2 separate regions of the Mus musculus genome follow, and region 2 is linked to region 1. A link is a loop called in an ENCODE intact Hi-C map of the cell type or tissue named here. Cell type or tissue: left cerebral cortex. All regions are shown on one strand.

Region 1 (8,000 bases):
TTCTAAAGGCAAATTTAGTGGGAAACACATGCATCAGAGAGAAACCCAATGTCTATGGATCTAAAATGGGCTGGCCTTATGCAGCAGACTATGCATAGGGAGCTGTGTTAATATTCGGAGGTAGAAGATCTACTTGACAGTGTGGCCTAGGCAACACTTGGGGAGTTCAATCAGATGATTTGGTTAACAAAATCCAAATGGGGGAAGAAGAGCTACCCTAGACAAATTAGTGAAATAGGCAAAATCTGTATTGTAAGGCATCGCCTCTCTAGACCTTCCCACCTTCTGCCATTCCCTGCAACCAGCTGAGGAATTATTTACCCAGCATCCTCTTTGTTTACATCCAAGGGCTCATCATTTTTTTTTAACACTCCACGAATGCCCCAGTAAGCATCTATTAAGCACCCAAGATCAAAATCCACACAGGAATTTGTCATGGTGCCAATCCTCCAATGTCTTGCAGGTCAGCAGAGAAGACAGAGCAACTGTGTTGATAAATGAAATAGAAGAAAGCCCAGCTAAGGGATGAACAAAGAGCTGCAGAGAAAAGAAAACAACAGTGGACTGGACAGAAGTAGTAATCTGAGTGGGAGGGAAGACACGGTGTGGCAGAGGCCGGAGAGGGGGTCACGGAAGACCTTGTAGGAAGTGAATGAAAAGAGTCTAGAGTTAGTGATTTTGCTTTTGCCTTCATTAATAGATTTTGCTATGTGGACGAGGCAGATTTCAAACTCTTAACTCTTCTGCCTCGGCCTCTTCAGTGCAGAGATTGTAAGTGGGCACCACCATGTATGCTGGAGGGGTTTGTATAACTACGGAATGTTATTTGAATGAAATAATCCTAGCACTGTAGTCCTTTACTTATAAAAAAAAACAAGATTAAAGTGTATAAATATGAATCCTGTGACACTTGGTACTTTCATGAAAGTCATGAAAAGAAGAAAAATTGCATGGGAATGTAGCTTGGTTTGTAGATGGCTTGCTATGTAAGACTCGGTCTCAAAAATAATAATAAATAACAATTCTAATATATCTTCAGAAGAAATAAGACAGCAGCTGTTGGAATATCCTCTCCCATCCAGTAGGAGGGCAAAAGGAAAGTGCCTACTTTTTATTACCACACAGTTTACAACATGTTCCAGTATACTGAACCACAAAAAAAGAAACAAACAAACAAACAAAAAACAAAAACAAAAAACAAAATAACAGCAATAACAACACCCCAAAGCTTTAGTAATAGGGAACCTGTCCTTTCCTATAGAGATAGACTGGAATGGAGGTCTCAGCAGCCTATGGCTCATTAGACAGCTTTAATGAGAGTGACTCCACTTTGGAAGCAACCCAGGCCTGAAATAAAGATGAAAAGGCTACAAAGAGGGGACTAACTGTTGCCTTTAGGGAGGCAAATCAAAGTATTCTCACCTGGGAAAAGGAAGAAAAAAACCTCTTCAAAGTGGTATCCTTTTGCTCATTTTGATAACTCAGACCGAATATGCCAATAGTCTCTGTCTCTGTCACTCTCTTTGTGTGTCTCTGTCTCTCTGTCTCTGTCTGACTGTGTCTCCCTGTCTCTCTCTCTCTGTTTCTCTGTCTCTGTCTCTCTCTCTCTTTGACTGCAGGGGAGGCAAGACTCTTCAGGAAGGCAATGCACACTGTTTCGTAAGTTTCATGGGTACCTTCAGCTACTAGATATTTTCCTTTTGAGAATCTTTCTCTAGGGAAGATAGATTCATCTGTGTGGGTCTAGACAGCCAATTGGGTTTGTATTTTAAGCCTCATGAGAGTAAGTCTTGATCTGTTTTGACAAAGAAAATAAGATTGTCAACTTTGTCCCTGATGCATGGATGGGAGTGCATTCTGCTCGTAGGGAAGGAATATTAACACCAGCACAGGAAACAGTGCTTAGAACAGGGGAATACTGCTCTATGGTCCCGTGTCGGGCAGGAGGTCCCACCTCTGTGAACCAATGTATAATTTTCTCAATGTATCTATGCTAGTGAGTTGCTTTCACTTGGCATTCAAAGTCTTGAACGCAGTACATTTTGAACCATAGGTTTTATGTAGGAACCGAAACAGACTTTAAAGTGAAGGCATGTCCCCCTACAGAGAGTGTGTGTGCAGTGTCAAAGAAATGTCAAGATCACACCACCTCAAGTGTGACTGGCAGGAAGTAATAGTGTGATGGCACCCGTGTGCACAGCATTCATCTCTCATCCCATGTTACTTAGGACAGGAAAGGATAGATAAGCTTAAGAGATAGCTTCAGAGGAAAGAAAGTTAAACATAAAACTAGACTGTGATTGCAAATTGAAGGATCTGATTTAGGAGTATGTCTTGAGCAGAGACATACACTGTTATAGCGCTGTTAAAAAGTACAACCGTGTGCCTTCTGTTGGCAAGCCAAGCTTTCCTAAGTCTCAATAATGGCAAGTGAATGCATTTTTATTGAGCATGTACTGTGAGCTCTTGGTGAAGCTCAGTTCTAGTCCATGCATAACCTCAAAAGACATAAATGAACTGGGATAAAATAGTCACTTTCAAGAGAACGCAAAATCTAGGCTCTGGATTTCCTTCTTACAAGTAGAGAAAACAAGATTACCAAATTCATTAGCTGCACTGAAAACTGCGCCTAGTTTCCTGATTTCTTACTCTAACTACAGCTATGGATTTCAGGAAATAATAGGTTATATTTAAACTTGGGTAATTTCTCATCCGGCAGATTTTGGGTTCAATTAGGTATTATTTCAGGCAACAGTTGTCTCCAGGCTTCAACGTCCTCTTCTGTCAAATAAAAGCAATGAATTCTTAACTGATGAATCTAATTTGGTGACTTCCAGAGAAAAAGCTAAAACTATAACTTGACCCAGGAAATATGTGAACATCTCATTCTTATAATTGAAATCTTTATTGATTTTTTCAGGGTAAAAAATAATGGGTTTCATTACGAAATGCATGTACATCACTATGCTTTTCTCAAATTCATTTCTTTTCCTTTTCAGTATAAATATTTCCTCCTCCCCTTTCCTCTTGGCTTTCGTTTTACAGACTGATGGACGTTTCACTTTCAAAGGAGAGAAGAGATAACACTAGTTGTCAGCAATTGAGGTGGGGTATCCTGGAGATTAATAGTGAGAACCCACTCACTACCAGGTTTTGAGAGGCCTTTGGGCTGATTTGCTGGTCGGATTGATGCAGTCTCATCTTGGCAAAGGGACCGACTTCCTTCAAGAAAGGGCCGAGGTCCAGTCTACCTAGTTGTACTTTGGCCCCTACCCCTACTCCTCTCTCATAATTTCCCAGGCAGAGTTGGAAAGGTGGGAGCGGTGGAAGTAGAAGGCAGCAGGCAGGGAAAGTAAATTACAGTTCAGGCAACAGGAACAGTGCCTCCAAGGTCAGGCTGAGTGTCAACTAATTATGTAAAATCCTGCGGAAATAGAAGTCGGGGAGAAGCCCAGCCTACTCTTGTATTTAAGGAGATCTTTCCAGAGCCCCTTTCAACCCACAGCCCCATACCTTCACCCTTTGGCCAGATCTTTGTATTTTGCCCGCCTTCCTTGATTTCTCGTTCCAATTCCACCAGAATAACCCTGAAAACTTTTTTCTTCCTCTTGGTAAGTCAGTAGCAGAGGAGCTTTCCCATAATTTCAGACCAGTATCTTCTCGATGTCTCTGTCTAAGGCCCTGAGGCTAGGGCTGCTGGGCAGCTCTGGGGACCGGGGACGGGAAGGGGTGCCATACCCCGCAGCCTGGAGTTGGGACTCTGCTCTGGCTACCCTGGCAGGTGTCTGTTCTTGGGGCACGGTTTCCCAGGGCAGGGGTCCAGGAGGACGCCAGCTCCCGGAGCCCGAGAGTTCGCTGCGGGGACGCGCGGAAAGGGGGTGCGCTGGCAGCCGGTAGCTTCCTTCCGCAGGAGCTATTTTTAGCAGGGCTTCGCCCCCCCTTTTCCCGGAGCCGCCGGCGTGGTCGCCTCCAGCTCGTGGCCGTCGCTCTGCAGCTCGGCGCCGCCTCCCCCGCCGCGGATGGCTCTTGGTAGCTTCCACGCGGGCAGGTCCGGAAACTGAGCAAGTCTGCAAGCGCTCCGCGGCCCCGGCGGCGGCGACGGCGGTGGGGGCAGAGCTGGGCTGCGTCAGGCTGAGCGCAGTCCGCGCGCGGCCGCGGGAGCGCAGTGCCAGCGCCGCCCGGCCCCACCGAGAGGGGCGCACTCGCCGCTACGGGGCTCGCACCGCTCGCCGCAGCCCCCTCCCGCCGACCCGCAAGTAAGTTTGTGCGGCTGCTGGGCGCCGCCGGGGCGAGGGCTAGGCGCTGGGGGAGCTGGGGATGGCGAGCGGGAAGAGCGCCTGGACACCCGGAGAGCGGGCAGCCTTCTGCCTCCGGAGTCCCGCGCTTCTCCCAACCGCTGGGCAGGTAGAGAGCTCCTGCTTACAAGGATGCTCTAGCAAAAGCTATAATGAGCAGACCCCGGAGGGTAGGACTGGCTCAGGGTTCAGGTGTGGGTCACTCTGGAAGGAAGAAGGACCGCGGATGAGGGAGCGGACCCGGCAGGCCAGGAGCCGGCTAGTGCCCGATGGGGAAGGGAAGGTTTGGAGAGCAGGGACCTGCCTGGGAACAGCCAAAAAGGGAAAGTGGTGTCCCTAGGACTGACAGAGGGTCAGAGAGCAAAATAGAAGGGCGGTGTGTCCTGAACCAGGATGACAGAAGGGGAGATAGATGGAAAGTGGGGCGTGTGAAAAGCGGATTTGTAGGAGAGTAAAGGACGCCAGTGGAAGGGTCAGTGGGCGCCTGATGGGCGGGTGAACTTGGTTAATTCGGGGAATCAGAACAAGCTTAGGTAGATATGATGGAAAGAGGCAGATTTAATTCAAGCCTCCGGAGGGAGTGTGTGAGGCAACACGTTGTGAGAACCAGCGGGTTTAGAAAGTGGCCTGGAAGGGAGGGCTGGAAAGGTGATGAGGGATATGGGGGAATGTGAGCAGGGAGTGGGGTAGATTCATGCCTAGGATAGGGAGGAAGGGGAGTTGCAAACCTGTGCATAGGGTTGGAGGCTTCCGTGAGTCAAGTCCCATGGTAGAGGTTTAGAGGTACTTCTCTGAGGTTCCTCTTCCATCTCCTATCTGGTTTGGAGGCTCCTAGGATCCTGGACAGAGATGAAGCAGGGAGGAAGGTAGTCACTTAAGGGGAGCCACCAGTGCTTTCGCTTACCGGATTGTGTATCCGGGTTCCTTTTAAGCAATGTGGGGCTGGGTTTGTGCGTTACACAGAGGGGGAGTGGTGTGTGTTCTAGGCCAAGGGGATCCCTAGTCTCCTATGGGGAGGGGGAATTTGTGTTTTGGGCTGGTTAGTAAGGTAGAAGTCTGCAGCGTGCAACACGCAGCAGGGGGTGTACATGCATGCGCTTTGCAGGTGCGTGGTGCAGGCCAGGGGTCCTCCGAGCTGTGCAGTCTGTCTCCACGACTGGGAGATCAGGACTCTGGACGTGGTCCAGGACAGGATTAAGGGAAACGTGCTTCCGCTTCCAGTATGTCTTCTGCCTCCTTTTGCTGGTTACATTCTTTCTGGCCCAGTGATGGGTTTCCATAGCCTCCCTCTGGTTACCTTTTATTTGAAACCTGATGCTGTTTGTCTCCCCTGATTTCTGTGCTTAGAGGATGCATCTCAGGCAGGGTTGTTCCCATCTTTCTACTCAGGGAAGGAATCTGAGAAGTCCCTGATGTCACAGGGGCTCTGGAATCATGGGGCCTTCTCAAAGGACATGATGATCATAACATCTGTGGATTCCGTAAGCAGGTAGCTTCAAATGGACTGGGAGAGGCAGTGAGTAGGTTGGGAACAGTGACCATTACTTACCTGTGTTTTGAAGGGGGGTGGGGGGGCTTCCTCTCAGTTCCAGGCATGCAAATCAATGACTTACGAAGGGAAAGACCAGATTAGTTCAATAAGCATCGGAAATTATGTTGCAAAATAAAATGTCCATTTGACTAGCAGAGATTTTACCCACCAGCTACATGAATCAAGAAGAATCTGCAGGTTCCAGGTTGAGAAATGGCAATGAAGAGGTGGGTGTCACCACGACCACGTCTTCTCAAGCTCTGTCTAGCTGAGCATGGTTTGTTGGTGGGCAGCTTTTAAAGCTGCACTGTTGGAGTAGGAAATGAAGCTGAAGCAGGGGCTGGAAACCGGGGCCATCTGTGTGCACTAAGGACGGAGGAGGGTTCGACTTGCGGTCCCAGACTGCTGTTTCAGAGGATCGGTCTCTGATTATGTGTCATGACTGATATGTTTAGCACATCAAATTGAGGGGTGTGTGCGTGCGGGTGCATTTGTGTGTGTGTGTGCGTGTGCGCGCGCACACACGCGCTTGCTCATGTGTGCTTGGTGGTGGTGGTGGTGGTAGGGTGTCAGTATTCAGAAGAAGAGAAGCCAGAACTTCATTGAGGAGTGGGATGTGGGCTTTTTCCCTTTGCTTTTCTTTTCTTCTTTTCTTTCTTTCTTGCCTTTTTTGTTTGTTTGTTTTTGTTTTTGTTTTTGTTTTTTTTTTTTTTGAGTTTTCACAGTCTTGCCTGACCTATGGAGTGACATAACAAAAAGAGAGTACTCATCTAGTGGCCAGGAGCTGCCCTTTTTACCTCATTGGTTGGGCCAGATTGGGGGGAGGGGGACGTCACTGTTTGAAAATATATCTACTTTTATAGAGATCTGGAAGGTGGGAAATTTGAATAATAAGGGGGTATTTTTTTTTTGCTGTTATCTTTCACTTCTATTACTGTGAGCTTTTAATTGATTGTATAGATCATATCAAAGTAAAATAAGTGATTGTTTTTTTTCCTTCAGAATATAGTTCTAATAAAACATAACTGTGTGTTTGTCTGCATTGAATTGGGGGAGTTGTTGGGGGGAGGGGATGTCCAAGGAGGAGGGAGGGAGGGTTGGGAATGGGTGTTCAACAGAGACAGAGACAGGAGACTGGAGATCTTGTGAGTGTGTAGAGGTGAAGGCTGTATTTATTTAATGCTAAATTTAGTTTGAAATAAGACTATCCTTCCTCCTAACGTCGAGCCCTTTGACTACAAAGGACTGTATGTGCCCTTTGGCTACTTTCTCGAGTTGAGAGTTCTGAAGTGGAGCATAACTTGACAACTCTTCTGAAGGAGCTGTCCCTAAGCATGGCTAAGCTTCAGCAAACAGTCCATGGAATCTGCTGCCCTAAGGTAAAGGCATTAAAAATGGTGCGATGTCTCCCAGAGGATAAAAGAAATGTCAGTCAAAGTAGGAGAGAAATGATGTTGCCTCACTCCAGGAGTGGAAATGACTGATAGGCTAAGAGCACAGGGCCTCAGCTGAGGGCCTTCCAACAGAGGCACCCTAGCAGGCAGGGGAGACGTTGTTTTGGCTTTCATCAACTTCGGGGAAGGGTGTTATGGGCATCTCACAGGTTACAGCTGGAATTGCCATTAGCATTTGATGATGAATTAGATAGTCCCCACAGTTGTACAGCCCTGGATGTCAGTACAGATTAGAAACCATGGCTTTCAGTATTCCTAGGATTATGAATGGTTCCTTTAAAAAGTGACCTGTGACCTCTACCACATCCCTGCCATGGCATGTGCACACACAAAAGCAAATGGTTTTTTAAATGTTTCAAATATTTAAAAAAATGGTAGAATTTCTTTTTTTAAAAAAGTTAGATATTGCTAAGTTGAAGTTCATCTCAGTAACAAACACTAATTTTCAGAGATTTCATTGCAAAATGGTACCATGCCCCACACCTTATTTTAAGGTAATGGGATCTACTTATTGGCAGAAGCTTATTTTGGCTTTTAGTGTCTTGTAGGGTTGAAGAGATGGCTCAGAGGGTAAGCGCATGTGGTGCTGGTACAGAGGAGGTGGATTTGTTACCCCACACTCATGTGAGGCTCACAACCCCTGTAACTCCAGAGCCAGAAGATCTGATGCTCTCTTGTGCCCATCGTGGGCACCAAGCGTGCTCATGGTGCACATACTCT
Region 2 (8,000 bases), 150 kb after region 1:
GAATAGAATGGAAGACACAGAAATGAACCTATACACACATGTTGACTTGATCTTTAACAAATGAGCTAAAACCATCCAGTGGAAAGAAGACAGCATTTTCAACAAATGGTGCTGGCTCAACTGGTGGTTATCATGTAAAAGGATGTGAATTGATCCATTCTTATCTCTTTGTACAAAGCTCAAGTCTAAATGGATCAATGAATTTCACATAAAACCAAAGACACTGAAACTTATAGAGGAGAAAGTGGGGAAGAGCCTCGAAGATATGGGCAAAGGGAAAAATTCCTGATCAGAACACCAGTGGCTTGTGCTGTAATATCAAGAATCATCAAGTGGGACCTCATAAAATTACAAATGTTCTGTAAAGCAGATGACACTGTCCATAAGACAAAAAGGTCATCAACAGATTGGGAAATTTTCTTTACCAATCCTAAATCTGATAGGTGACTAATATCCAATATAAATAAAGAACTCAAGAAGTTGGACTCCAGAAAACCAAATAACACCATTAAGAAATGGAGGACAGAGCTAAACAAAGAATTCTCAACTGAGGAATAACAAATGGCTGATAAGCATCTAAGGAAATGTTCAACATCCTTACTCATCATGGAAAAGCAAATAAAAACAACCCAGAGATTCCATCTCACACCAGTCAGAATGGCTAAGATCAATAACTCAGGTGACAGCAGATGCTGGCAAGGATGAGGAGAAAGAGGAACACTCCTCCATTGTTGGTGGGATTGCAAGCTGGTACAACCACTCTGGAAATCAGTCTGGTGGTTCTTCAGAAAATTAGACATAGTTCTACTGGAAGATCCAGCAATACTACTCCTGGGCATATACCCAGAATTTGCTCCAACTTGTAATAAGGACACATGCTCCACTATGTTCATAGCAGCCTCAGTTATAATAGCAAGAAGCTGGTAAGAACCCAGATGTCCCTCAACAGAGGAATGGATACAGAAAATGAGGTACATTTACACAATGGAGTACTACTCAGCTATAAAAAAAAAAAAAAAACAATGAATTAATGAAATTCTTAGACAAATGGGTGGATCTGGAGGATATCATCCTGAGTGAGGTAACCCAATCACAAAAGAACACACATGATATGCAGTGACTGATAAGTGGATATTAGCACAGAAGCTCAGAACACCCAAGATACAATTTGCAGAACACATCAAACTCAAGAAGAAGGAAGACCAAAGTGTGGACACTTCAATCCTTTTTAAAAGGCGGAACAAAATACCCATGGAAGGAGGTACAGAGACAAAGTTCGGAGCAGAGACTGAAAGAATGGCCATCCAGAAATTGCCCCACCTGGGGATCCATCTCATAAACAACCAGCAAACCCAGACTCTATTGTAGCTGTCAACAAGAGCTTGCTGACAGGAGCCTGATATACCTGTCTCCTGAGAGGCTCTGCCAGTGCCTGAGTAGTACAGAAGTAGATGCTCACAGTCACCCAGTAGATGGACCACAGGGTCGCCAATGAAGGAGCTAGAGAAAGTACCCAAGGAACTGAAAGGGTTTGCAGCCCTATGGGAGGAACAACAATATGAACTAACCAGTAACCCCAGAGCTCCCTGGGACTAAACCACCTATCAAAGAAAACACGTGGAGGGTCTTGTGGCTCTAGCTGCATATGTAGCAGAAGATGGCCTAGTAGCCCATCAGTGAGTGGGAGGAGAGGCTCTTGGTCTTGCAAATATTCTATGCCCCAGTTAGGGGAATGCAAAGGCCAGGAAGTGGGAGTGGGTGGGTTGGGAGAGGGAGGGGATAGGGGATTTTGGGAAGGTAAACTAGGAAAGGGGATAACATTTGAAATGTAATTAGAGAAAATATCTAATAAAAAAGAAAAAAAGCAACTTGATTGGCTATGTTCTGTGAGGTACATGAATTAGTCTCATGATGCTTCTAAATAGTTCTTTCCTGTCTTGAGCTGCTGTTATGTCTAGATAGCAAGCCATACAGTCACAATTCTGAGCATTTCTCCTTTATTTAAACGTTTTTGAAGAACAATTAGACTTTTGAATTGAATGATACTTGCTTTGGGATGGGGTGTTACTTTGAGTAGCATTTTGAGCTAGCTGCCAAAGAATATGATAAAATGAATCTTTGTGTGTCTCCTAAGGCCTTCTTTACTGTCTTCATCCCTTAGATGATACTAACTGGCTACTTCATTAGGTTGTTAGGAGTGTAAATATGGTGGTAGAGATAAGTGAGCCTCTTAGAAGTGCCAGAAAGGATTGAGTTTGAACAGCTCATTCTCCAAGACTCTTGAGAAATCTTAGATGAGAGACCAATGGTGAATCAGCCACCTGATATTTCATTAATAGGTAAAATACTGCATGACTGGGCATAACATGGGCTCAACTTGGGGACTGGGTTCAAACTTTGCTATCACTGGTATAGTGTGATGAAAAATACTAATATTTGAAACCTTTATATCCATTGCCATTTAAGTAGAAATTCCTAGAATGAATATATTCTATAATTGAAGTGTCTAATATTGAATAACTTTTTTTTGCTTTATATAGGTTTAGCAAATTAAAATTTGTACAACCCAGCGTGGCTAGTGATTTCTGTATTTGGACAGTATATCAACAAATAATGAGTTAAAGAAATTCTAGAGTTTATTTTTTTCTCAAATAAACAACCTAGAATGCAGAAGTGGAGGGACAAGGAGATGATAATTAAGGAAATGAGCTCTCTGATTTGTTCTTCCTGGCCAGTTTGTCCCAAGGCCACTCCTGCCTCTGTGAGACTCAATATTTCCTCACCTCACTATTTTGAGGAAATAGGGGAGTGGCTGGAAGAGACTGGGAGTCTGTTCATCTGCATTTCTTGCTGCCACAGTTATTTAACCGGTTATGATAATCCTGAATCTGGAGGTTGTCAGTATCTTTGTTCCAAGATATTTCTGACAAATTGTAGAAGAGAGTAAATTTAGGTGTCCAGACTGCTACATAGTCTAGAATACAGGACTAGGTTTTCATTGTGTTAGACTGGTGAGAAATAAGGGGCGTTGCAGTTAAAGAAATGTAATGACTGGACAAGTATTTGTTGTCTATTTTATGTTTCTGTAGCAAGTTACCTGAGGCCTGGCACTTTGCAAAAAGGAAGCAATTATGAACCTTTTAGTTCTGAGATACATGAGCATGACAGCAGTTCTCTGCATGTCTCTGGTAAAAGTCACATTGCAAGTGGCATCTAAATGACAAGTGTGTTTGCAGAAGAAAGGCACATGGCCATCCAGGAAAGAGATTGAGCTCTCACACAACCTATTCTCTCCAGAACCAATCCAGTCTCATAAGATTTGCATTAATCCATCCCAAGGTCACTTCCTACATGAATGAATTACTCCCACTAGCCAATACATCATTCATTGGTCTGTGTGAATATGTGTGTGTACATATGTGTACATGCACACACACACAGGGTACATGAATTTTTTCATGTGTCCCCACTGTGCAGGTATGTGTAGAGGTCAGAGATCTGCTCTGAACACATGCTTGCATGGCAGGCATTTTATTAACTGGTCCATCTCTCAAGCCCTTCCCCCACCTCCTTACTGTTCCCTTATCTCAACTCTGCTGTATTGAAAACTAGGCTTCCAGCATGGGCACATTCAGAAGGTTGTGGAACCCATAACAAACTATAGGAAGCAACAATACAAGCAGATTCTGAGTATCAAATGATGTCAACATGCCACACAAAAAATAAAGGTTTAGAAATTAAAATCAAAATGAACACATGTAATACAGGTCATACATATAAGATATTGGAAACCATAAACTTGGTGCAAACATATACCCTCAATATTAATGCTCATCCTATCTAGCATGAGTATGTATTTAAAGGTTACTTAAAAAAAACAACAACTAGGACCCAGAGATTGGAGTAAAAATATAGTAATCTAGTTTCCTAAAATTTCATAATCACTTTGCATCTGAGTCCAACAGCAGATATCAAGCTTGACTAAGGAAGAAGAAGCCAGGGTCTGGCCATTTCACTATGGCTCACATTCTCGCCTTTTCTCTTTACCATGTGATCATTCTTCAAACAACATGTGCACACATTTGTGACGGTATAAAGAATTTGTTAACAGTGACTCTACTGCTAATGTGGAGTCTCAGCATTCTACTCCTCCACCTCTGCCCTCCCACAGGGGAAGAGGATGCCTAGCCAGAATGTTATACCCATCAATAGTTCATGGGCTCTACTAACAGACTTAGAACTCAGCAAGAAATCTAACACACATAACAAATGACTACTTTGTTTGAATTTCATATTTAGAATAATTTAATGTATATACACAGACTGCATATGTATATTGTGTATCTCTCTCTCTCTATCTATCTATTTATCTATCTATCTATCTATCTATCTATCTATCTATCTAACAAATGTTCCTCATTGCTTGGACAAATATCTGACAGATGCAACTGAAGAGGAAAGGAATATTTTCTGGCTTATGGTTTTAGGGAATTTTAGTTCATCCTAGCTAAGGAAGAAGTGTAGGAGTGGCTCAGTCTGTAGTGGCAGATTATGCAGTGGCAGCTTCTCACATGGCATAAATCAGCAGAGCGCTAGACTAGTGGTCTGCAGCCTGATAGCCCCATGTTACAAAGCCTCCACGGTGTCTCCAATCAGAGCACACATGCAGAGACCAAGTGTTCAAATACAAGCACTTATGAGACAATTCACACTAAGACATAAAAATGTGTGTGTGCGTGTGTGTGTGTGCGTGTGTGTGCGTGTGTGTGCGCGTGCGTGCGTGCGTGCGTGCGTGCGTGTGTGCGTGTGTGTGTGCGTGTGTGTGTGTTACCTCTCCCAATTCCAAAGGTTGTGCCTAAGTTTTTAAGCAGTCTGCTTCTGGATTTATCATTTTTTCTAAGAAATATTACTATGAAATTCTCCTAGAACTTTTTTATGTCTGCTGTTATTTCTATAATATATTTAAAGCTTATGGGTTTATATATAATATATTTAAAGCTTCAATATAAACATTTTTCAGTAATCTCTATAATAACTTGTTTCTTTGAATAGATGGCCATAGAAATTATGTCCCTGTAAAGTTAAAAGTAAGAATAGAAGGATTTTTGTAGCCTTTTTATGTTTATGCGTGTGGATGGAATTTTTTTTGCTTTTATTTGCATAATGAGCTGGTGTCTTTTGTTCTCTGTAAGCGGTTTTTTCCTGAAGCTGTAATCTCTTGCAGAATGAATAGGGTTTTTTTTTTTAAAAACATCAAAGGACATTTGCAAAGTGTTGAAGGAATTTTATATGTTATGTAAACCAATGGGCTAGTCTTGTTTGCTTAATCTTAGGAAGGAAATAATGGGGTGAAAGTCACTGGCATTTAAAAAATACAGTCGCACCTAGCACAGATGGGAATGTGTGTCATGTTTGCCTTCTTTGGTGTAAACTTTGTTCATTCCATATCTAGTTCTTTCAGCACTAAAAATGGGAGCATTTAGCATTGTTTTCAACTGCCTTACTTTCTAAGAGCTGCTTTAGGAAGAAGGGTGTATTGATCTCTTTGTAACACTGAGAACAACACTTCCCTTCCCTTTCTCCACTTCTGAGTGTCTGCCATTTGTAAAATGTTTCTCCACCTCTACAGAAAAAAAAAAGTTGTTACCTATTTTATAGAGTCAGAAGTCTGAGAAGTAGGGCAGAGGCAGAGCTCAGAATATCTTAGAGTTGATATTGCCGCCTCTATCATAGAGAAAATGAAGTCTTGTGAATAACATAGTCAACTACCAAGTGCTTTCAAAGCATACTCAAAGGGAAGTGGCTTTAACATCATTATGTTTTCTCCCTGTAAGTCAGAAAGGACAAATTAATTTTAGGGTATTTTCAAAGTATCAGCAATGCACTATAGTAATGAATACAATCAAAATATATTGTATAAAATCCTCACAGTATAAATAAAAACATTATTTTTAAAAAGTGTTCAACACCCTTTAGCCATCGGGGAAATGCAGATGAAAACTGTGGTAGATTCAACATCACCCCAATTAAAATGGCTACCATCAAGACTATAAATGACATTAAAATATGTTGGTGATATAGAGAAAAGGGAATCCTCACATGTTATTGGGGGAAATAGAAATAGTGCAACCACTGTGGAAAGCAGTCTGGGAACTTCTCAAAAATCTAGAAATAGATATACCATATGACCTAGATATAACACTCCTGGGATATACATATGACTTTATCCAACCAACTACGAGTTGTGTGCCCAGCCATGTTCACTAATGCTAGGAAAATGGCTCAGATGATGTGTACTGTGAGTTAACTGAGAAATGAATTAGGAAATTATGATATACATACAATGGAATTTTTTCAGCCCTAAAAAGGCACTGACCTTATGAAGTAGCAAAAAAATTTTGGAGATGGAAAATACTATATTGAGTGAGTTAACACAGGCCCAGAGAGGCAAACACTGCATTCTTTCTTGACTGTGTATCACAGCTACTAGTGATACGGAATGAATTTAGAAACGTGGAAATTAAAAAAGGGGCCATGGAAGGGGAGGAAAGGCCTTCGAATAGTCTCTTAATGATACCAAAATAAATATATACCAATGCCTCTTCTCATTGTGATCTTTTCCCAAATGTCATTGTATAGTGCATATACAAAAGTTAAATTTCTCACTCACCATTGCTAATAAAAAGTTCTCAAACAACATGAACAAAAAGTTCTTTTCAATATTTAACATAAACCTTACCATCCCTTGCCAAAATCTACATATGTACATATGATGTGTGTACAGATATACAGAAGCCACTGGTATATCAGTAAGTGTGTGTGTGTGTGTGTGTGTGTGTGTGTGTGTGTGTGTGTGTTGTGTGTGTGTGTGTGTGTGCTTTAAAGTCACGTAATTAAACCTAGATTCTAAACATAGGTATGCTACTTTGAAGTATGACCTCATAGGAGGTTCCTAATAAAGCTGTTGAATAAGTTGGAAACACATTCAATGTTCATGCCATTTAATATATACCTATAATGAAGCCTCCACCGTGAATAAAATCTCCAAGAACTTGCTAACTTTCAACCCCTTAAGCTCTGTTGGGATGAAAGTGCAGGATAAAGGAAGCTTTACAGCAGTTGATCATCCCCGAAGGCGTGGGCACAATTTTGCTTAATTGATTCCCATTTTATGTTCAGGAAAATGTAGGTAGATGTGGTATTTGTCCTAGAGGGGATTAGTCGTGTGACTTCATTAATAATGTTTAAAGTAGACAATGATTTTAGAAACTCCAGTGTGTTATCTAGATATTATAGTTTTGCAATTAGCTTGTTCTTACACCTGTAGGTCACCAAAAACCTATGGTAGAACAGGTTCTTTTTTGAATCCTGCATGACTGGACTTCCTGGACAGTTTTACTCACATGTGCCATGTGGGCCAATAAACAACATAAAATTGTGTCCTCAATGCTAATAACTGTTGCAGGATGAGCCTTATAGAAGCTCTATGAGAACCGTGCTGTTCCTTTTCACACAAAAATCCTTATGGTTTTCAATAGTGGAGGAACCTTGCAGTAGAGGGTTTGCTTGATGGTGAACTATCAGATATACTAATAGTAGTAAAAGGACTCCTTCCTTTCCATTCCTTCTGTTTAGCTCTACGTGACAGAATAACTTACAATTCACTAACATTTGATTGCTACATCTTCCTACAAAGTTTACAGTATAATCCTAGTTACACATCTAAAATTGTCAAGGCACCATGAACAGATGCTGCCAAGTCTCTACCCTCATTTTCTACTTTTCAAAGAAGACTAGGACTTGGTTTACAGCTGTAAGTCTTTGAATATAGGTAACTAAAACTATAGTGAAGAGACATCTCGGGAGTTGGAATTGTTAAATATGGAAGTCTAACATCGTAGACTTTGAAAAGCTGTTAAATAGTATTATCAAATGCATTTAAAATATTAAAACAGCATGTTAACTCAGATTAACACAAGTTTTTTTTTTCCAGTTTGGTG

What was found. Hi-C counts contacts between places; a loop is a spot of excess contacts. Peaks named below come from ENCODE experiments on the same cell type or tissue, not always from the same donor. Only the 100,000 strongest peaks of a DNase experiment are listed, where the experiment ranks them.
Region 2: a loop joins it to region 1, with 2.5 times the contacts of the local background. A loop is called at or near these places in 3 of 42 quality-filtered maps.

What each region holds. Positions count from the first base shown.
Region 1 is chr15:41,443,334-41,451,333 of GRCm38, forward strand. Oxr1 (oxidation resistance 1) reads left to right here and starts at 4,149. Exons shown (of 17, transcript NM_001130166.1): 1 at 4,149-4,256. In left cerebral cortex, CTCF peaks have their summits at 4,190 and 4,876; DNase peaks (open chromatin) are centred at 3,431, 4,028, 4,775, 5,270 and 2 more places; H3K4me3 peaks cover 4,190 bases; H3K27ac peaks cover 3,127 bases.
Region 2 is chr15:41,592,442-41,600,441 of GRCm38, forward strand. All of the region lies in intron 2 of Oxr1 (oxidation resistance 1), which reads left to right. Among named protein-coding and RNA genes, the nearest start is that of Oxr1, 150 kb to the left of the region's middle. In left cerebral cortex, no CTCF peak of the experiment used is centred here; DNase peaks (open chromatin) are centred at 4,568, 5,454 and 7,745; H3K27ac peaks cover 534 bases.